Linked DNA regions of Homo sapiens: region 1 is linked to region 2. Evidence: chromatin loops called from intact Hi-C (ENCODE). Cell type or tissue: MCF 10A. All regions are shown on one strand. Each heading gives the region's core, and the rest is flanking DNA. Links, peaks and the distances in the headings are about the cores only.

Region 1 (2,917 bases), core at 248-2,747, 110 kb after region 2:
ACCTGTTAATCCTGCTTAACTCATTTCCAGCTCCCTGGTTCGTAGAAGTTCTACATGAGGCTGAGCAGCAGGGTTATCTCCAGGGCCCCCAGGGTCAATTCTTCCTCATAACTCCTCCTTTTATCTGCCAAAAGGAAGTCAGCCTTTTCTCAGTTCTCTCAAAAAAGAATTCTGTCAGAACAAGGATCACTGAGGAAAAGGAAAAAAATTAAAAATTCTGATAAAATGATTACTGGCATAAATATTCTTGAAGTACCTATTTTTAAGCCATGTTCCTTTCCTTATTCTAAAATGAAATAACAGATACAGAGGGCCGTGTGTGGAGCTGGTACTGTGTATGTCCTGCCCTGCCTTTTTCAGGCTCCAGGTAGAAGAAAAGGAACCAAGCAGATCTAAATGTTTTGCTCTGTTCGTTTTTGCTATCTCCTGACAGGGGAGCCCAAAGAAGTGTGAAGCTGAAGAGGCAGAGCCACCAGCTGCCACACAGCCCCAAACCTCAGAGACTCAGACCTCTCATCTGCCAGAATCAGAAAGAATTCATCACACTGTGTAAGTGATATATCTCGACCGGGGTATAACAGGGAACTATGAGTGTGCGATAGTTCTTCGCTCCCTAGGGTTCTTTGACTAAGCAGTCCTAGTTTCCTTTTAAAACATAAAGGCAGAGCTTTATCTGGACAAAGGCTAGACTTCAGTTACTATGTTGGGAGCTGCCACCTTTAAGGTAACCTGAAAAGTGGTCGTCAGGGCACAAGGAAAACTCACCTGGGATCATCCAGCCAAAATAGTCAACTCCTTTAAGATTTAGGCAATAGAAGCTTCTGCTTCCACACTCAAAACCATGTAAGGGAATTGACTCCGGGCATCTTAATCTTTAACTCATGTTTACCTAGGAACCCAGTTTAATAAAGGATATTGAGGGTCTTAATAAAGGCACAGCTGGGTGCTATTTTTTAGTTTGTGCATTTTCCCTAGTTCCCTAGTTACTACCTGTCATTAAGCTATCCTAGTTCTGCTAGGATATCCTAGTTCTTACAGCATACAGTACAGCAAATTATGAAGTTCCTTTCAAGTCAGAAGTTTGTTCCTGGGCCCTTAAGACCATTTGATTGAACTTAAAATTTATACAATTAATGTGAGTTTTTAAAATCTTTATATTAAGTCCTAGAGAAATACTCATATCAGGTTAAATTAGAATTAAATAGGTATGTCATTCATTCTTCTGAGATAGGTATTATAAATTAAGAAGCCAATGAGCCAGAATTCCTGGCTTCAAAGTCTCCTGGGAAATGAAAAAATGAAGCCTTATGGGAATAAGATTGCGTAGCTTTTAGACATCAGGAACCCTGAACTGCTTTGTAGAATGTCCTGTGTAGACTGTTAGCCTAAAGTTATTCTATACTTGTTTTTATGCCATATTAACACTAATGCTACCAGTATGATTTCCCCTATATGTAATTGTCTAATAATTTATACTCTTCTGAGAGCTTCAAACTGTACTTTAACTCTGACTTTTGGAGGGTAGTGGGCAGGTGACATGATTTATCTCATTTGCCTGTGACTTTAATGATAGTTTTATAGACCTTACTATATAGCTTTTACCTGGGGGTATACCCTTGCTGAGGGGTATAATCCTTGTCGATTCTGACAGTCTTACCTCTGCTGCCATCTTGTGGCTGTTAACATTTTTTGTTTGGCAGCCAAAAGTTCACTCTACTTCCTTTGAAATTTTTTGGTTTTTCCCTTCTGGAATGGGTACGCTATCCTTTGGAAAAGGGTTTTTCTTCTGGGACCATAAAGTGAAAACTCAGCGGATTCTGGAAGGTATTCAGGATTCCCCAGCTACATCATCGATGAGGAAATGGGGTGACATTTTCTCTTCCATATCCCTCAACCAGACATAATACCTGCCCCCCTCCTCCCAATTCCATGGAGGTACATTTTACATTCCATTTTACAAAAGCATGTCCTTTGTGAAATGGCAGTTTTGAAGTGGGTATTGACAGCCTGCTACTAATTGGGCCTGAGGAACTGCTTCCGATGCACCTTGGGAAGAAAGTGATTTTCTGAAAAGCTCTTTGCTAGCCTTAAAATTCTGTGGGTTTATGAGATCCTAGCAACAGAAAGGCATTTTATTTTGTTTTGAAGCAGCTTTTTTTCTGGACATTCCCATGCAAGTCCAGGGCACATGAAGCTTGGAGTCATAGAGTTTCCTGTCCCCCCACTCCAGGTAAAGGTGGTTTTGATCTTCATTTTATGACTGAGATAATTTAGTCACATTGATTCTAATAAGATGATAGGCAAGTGGCATCTTGGGCAAATACTTAGATTGTCCATTGTTGCCTAGGCCCGCTTCAGTGGAGTAGTGTATAGAAGGGAAATGCAGTCTTCACTGAGGAGCAGTTCACACACATCACTCGTACCTGCTTTCCTTCTACCTGCCTATCACATGGGTTGTTCAACATTCTAACAAAACAGCATGCCCAGAAGCCTAAACCCATAGGCATTGGATCTGGTAAATAAATCTTTGAGAAGGTTGCATACATTTCTGGAGGCCCTACCACAACTGATTAACAACACCCTTCCTGGTCTCTCACCCCTCCAGAGTGTTAAGTGTGCAGTCTGGCAGCCCTCTAGAGCTCTGGCCAATTTTGAAAGCGTAATCAACAATGCTAAATGGAAAAGACCATTTATGGCATGGCCAGGCGTGGTGACTCATGCCTGTAATTGCAGCACTTTGGGAGGCCAAGGCAGGTGGATCACCTGAGGTCAGGAATTCGAGACCAGCCTGACCAACATGGTGAAACCCCGTCTCTACTAAAAATACAAAATTAGCCGGGCATGGTGTGCACCTGTAATCCCAGTTACTCAGGAGGCTGAGACAGGAGAATCGCCTGAACCCGGGAGGCGGAAGGTG
Region 2 (2,917 bases), core at 206-2,705:
ATTAAGAAGGGGAAGTTTCCATATTTAAGTATTCAAAGCTGGAGTCACTTAAATCCTGAGAAAGAAGACTGTTAAGGCCCCATGACAGATTGGACCCAGCAAAAGAATCAAGAAAATGCGGAGATCTGGCCTGCCACAGGCAGTGCCTCTTTATTTCTTTCCCACTAGTGCTGGGCTGGCTCCATGGAATCCCACCAAGTGCAGCAGACAGAGGAGTAATCTGTTGGAATTTTTGTCTCTGGTGTCAGAGCAAGGATTCATCATTATCTCCAGAAGAGCTGAATTAATTAACCATCATAACAAAGCAGGGTCAGCTGCATCCAAATTCTCAGGACTGCATAAACCCTAGAAGACACAACTTCCTTTGAACTTATGAATATGCCCAAAAGGCAAACAGAGCATACACTAAAAAGGGCTTAATCACTGACCGAGTCTCCTCATTTCATCTTCCTTTCTTTCTGACCTATTTTGGCCTTTTCTTTTTTTAATTTTTTCTTCTTTTCTCATTAATTTTCATCTGCTTTTCATTTTCTAATGAAGTAAAGGCATCTAAAACTACTGGCTCAGGAAGGCCCCATCTAATCGACCATAGGCAGTGATCCCTGGGACTCTGGGAAGAAAGTTGGCTTTAATTTAAAGCAGGGTTTCCTTCTGCTTTAAACTAAAGCACATAGATATGGGGCACATAGTTACGAGAAGAAGGATGGAGTGAGCGCATGGACTGTGAGTTGACTCCAGGGAGAGATTTGGGTCCTTTGTTGGTAACCTCAGACTTCCCAGCTCTGTTACAAAAAGCAAGAATAAAGTGCTGTCTATTGGATCTAGAAAAAAAAATCAGGAATGGAGTGCATGAGCTTTGTGCTCTATTCCTTTGCATTAGCAGACACGTCTAACTTGTCTCTGAAAGGGAATATTAACCCGGGTGTGGTGGCGCACATCTGTAGTCCCAGCTACTCGGGAGGCTGAGGCGGGAGGATCACTTGAGCCCAGGAGTTTGAGGCTGCTGTGAGCTGTGATTGTGCCACTACACTCCAGCCTGGGTGACAGAGTGAGACCTTGTCTCTAAAAAAGGGGGGAGTAGGGGAATATTAGAACATGACTGCGTGGGGGTTGTGTGTGTTTGTGTTTTAACTATCACAAGCAGCATGTCCCAAGCCATAACCTTTTCTGTCCAGTAGGTGTCAGCTACGCACAGCCTTTCTCTTTCTAAATCCATATTTGTAAGAAAACGGCCTTTCATCCATAATTTTCCCTAGTTAAAGGGATCAATTTCTTCTGATCTGAAGCACGCAAAACAGCTGAAACAGTGGCTCCGATATTGGAAACAGAATTGTACTACGTACTTGGGATATGGCCACACTGAGGACTGTGCGAAGGGGGTGACAAATGTTGGGGGGGCCCAGGTGAAGTCCTGTGGGTCTCACTGAGCAGATAAGTGTTAGGATCAAGGTGAGTCTCTAAAAGGCACAGTTAAGACACCAAAGCAAAAACACAGAGTTTCCCTCAGGTGAAAGAAATTGAGGCTTTGACCAGTAGCTATAGCATCCTGAAAAAGTGCTCAGTGTAAACTATCAATCTCCCATTTGCCCTCAAATAGACTGTCTTGTTTTTTACCTCAGGTAAAATATTTCTTTAAGCCTCAGGTTTCTAATTTTTAAAATCTTTAAGATAACTGCCTCGTCTGCCCAAGATACTACATGAGGAGGAAAAAAATTGAGATATTGTTCAGAAAACCATTTGTGGGCTATAAAGCACTATTTAAACGTAGAGAATAGAATAAAAATATAAAGGCAAATGCAGAATAGAGTAATCCCAGCACTTTGGGAGGCCGAGGCGGGTGGATCACAAGGTTAGGAGTTCAAGACGAGCCTAACCAACAGGGTGAAACCCCGTCTCTACTAAAAACACAAAAATTAGCCAGGCATGGTGGCAGGTGCCTGTAATCCCAGCTACTTAGGAGGCTGAGGCAGGAGAATCACTTGAACCTAGGAGCCAGAGGTTGCAGTGAGCCGAGAGCCGAGATCGCACCACTGCAGTCCGGCCAGAGCAGCAGAGCGAGACTCCTTCTCAAAAAAAAAAAAAATGCTCAAAATTTAATAAACATTAGTTTGTAATTTTTTACAGATTTTTGTCAACATATTACACCAAGGCTTTTCTTTCTCTCTTGTGTTCAATGTTAGTCACCTGGAATTTTGACACACTTAAGAGTTTATGTCACAAAAAGATTCCAACCTACAGAGAGGCACTTAATATAAATAATGCTCCCTTTGAAAGTGGGGAGATTCCTTTCCTAGCTTTGTTTGTTTGTTTGTTTTGGTTTGGTTTTTTTAAAGACAGGGTCTCACTTTGCCACCCAGGCTGGAGTGCAGTGGTGCGATCTTGGCTCATTGCAGCCTCAACCTCCATGGCTCACACGATCCTCCCACCTCAGCCTCCTGAGTAGCTGGGATTACAGGCGTGAGCCACCACACCCAGCTAATTTTTGTATTTTTTGTAGAGATGGGGTTTCACCACATTGCCCAGTCTGGTCTTGAACTCCTGAGTTCAAGCACTCCACCTGCTTCGGCCTCCCAAAGTGCTGGAATTACAGGCATGAGCCACCGTGCCCAGCCCCTTTCCTAGATATTACATCGCACCAGTAATCAATGGTAATAAGCCACTTATAAATTCCAAGTGCTAAAGAAATAGAAATACTAATCTTCAGCAACTCTTCCTTTCCAACGTGTGCACCTAGTACCGCTGTATTCCAAGAACGTATTTGATCCCATAACCCCCTTAGCTTCTTAGTTCATAATTTGAGAGGGCTAAAGCTTACCATATCGTTATCAGTTTGCACTGGTTTTAGCAAGAGACCTCAAATTCATCACATTCATGTTTTATCCCACATTAAGTCTGCATCATATAAATTAGAACTACC

What was found. Peaks named below come from ENCODE experiments on the same cell type or tissue, not always from the same donor. Only the 100,000 strongest peaks of a DNase experiment are listed, where the experiment ranks them.
Region 1: it touches region 2 in a loop (4-fold over the local background); 27 of 110 quality-filtered maps call a loop at or near these places.

The regions. Positions count from the first base shown.
Region 1 is chr14:23,075,783-23,078,699 of GRCh38, reverse strand. ACIN1 (apoptotic chromatin condensation inducer 1) reads left to right here. Exons shown (of 19, transcript NM_001386863.1): 8 at 434-549. LOC124903288 (a long non-coding RNA gene) reads right to left here and starts at 434. Exons shown (of 2, transcript XR_007064077.1): 1 at 3-434. RefSeq lists an enhancer at 1-308. In MCF 10A, for the core only: a CTCF peak has its summit at 1,687 (motif pointing left); a DNase peak (open chromatin) is centred at 2,679.
Region 2 is chr14:23,185,513-23,188,429 of GRCh38, reverse strand. It overlaps a transcript of RNF212B not described here. Among named protein-coding and RNA genes, the nearest start is that of SLC7A8, 3.3 kb to the right of the region's middle. In MCF 10A, for the core only: a CTCF peak has its summit at 1,164 (motif pointing right); a DNase peak (open chromatin) is centred at 1,179.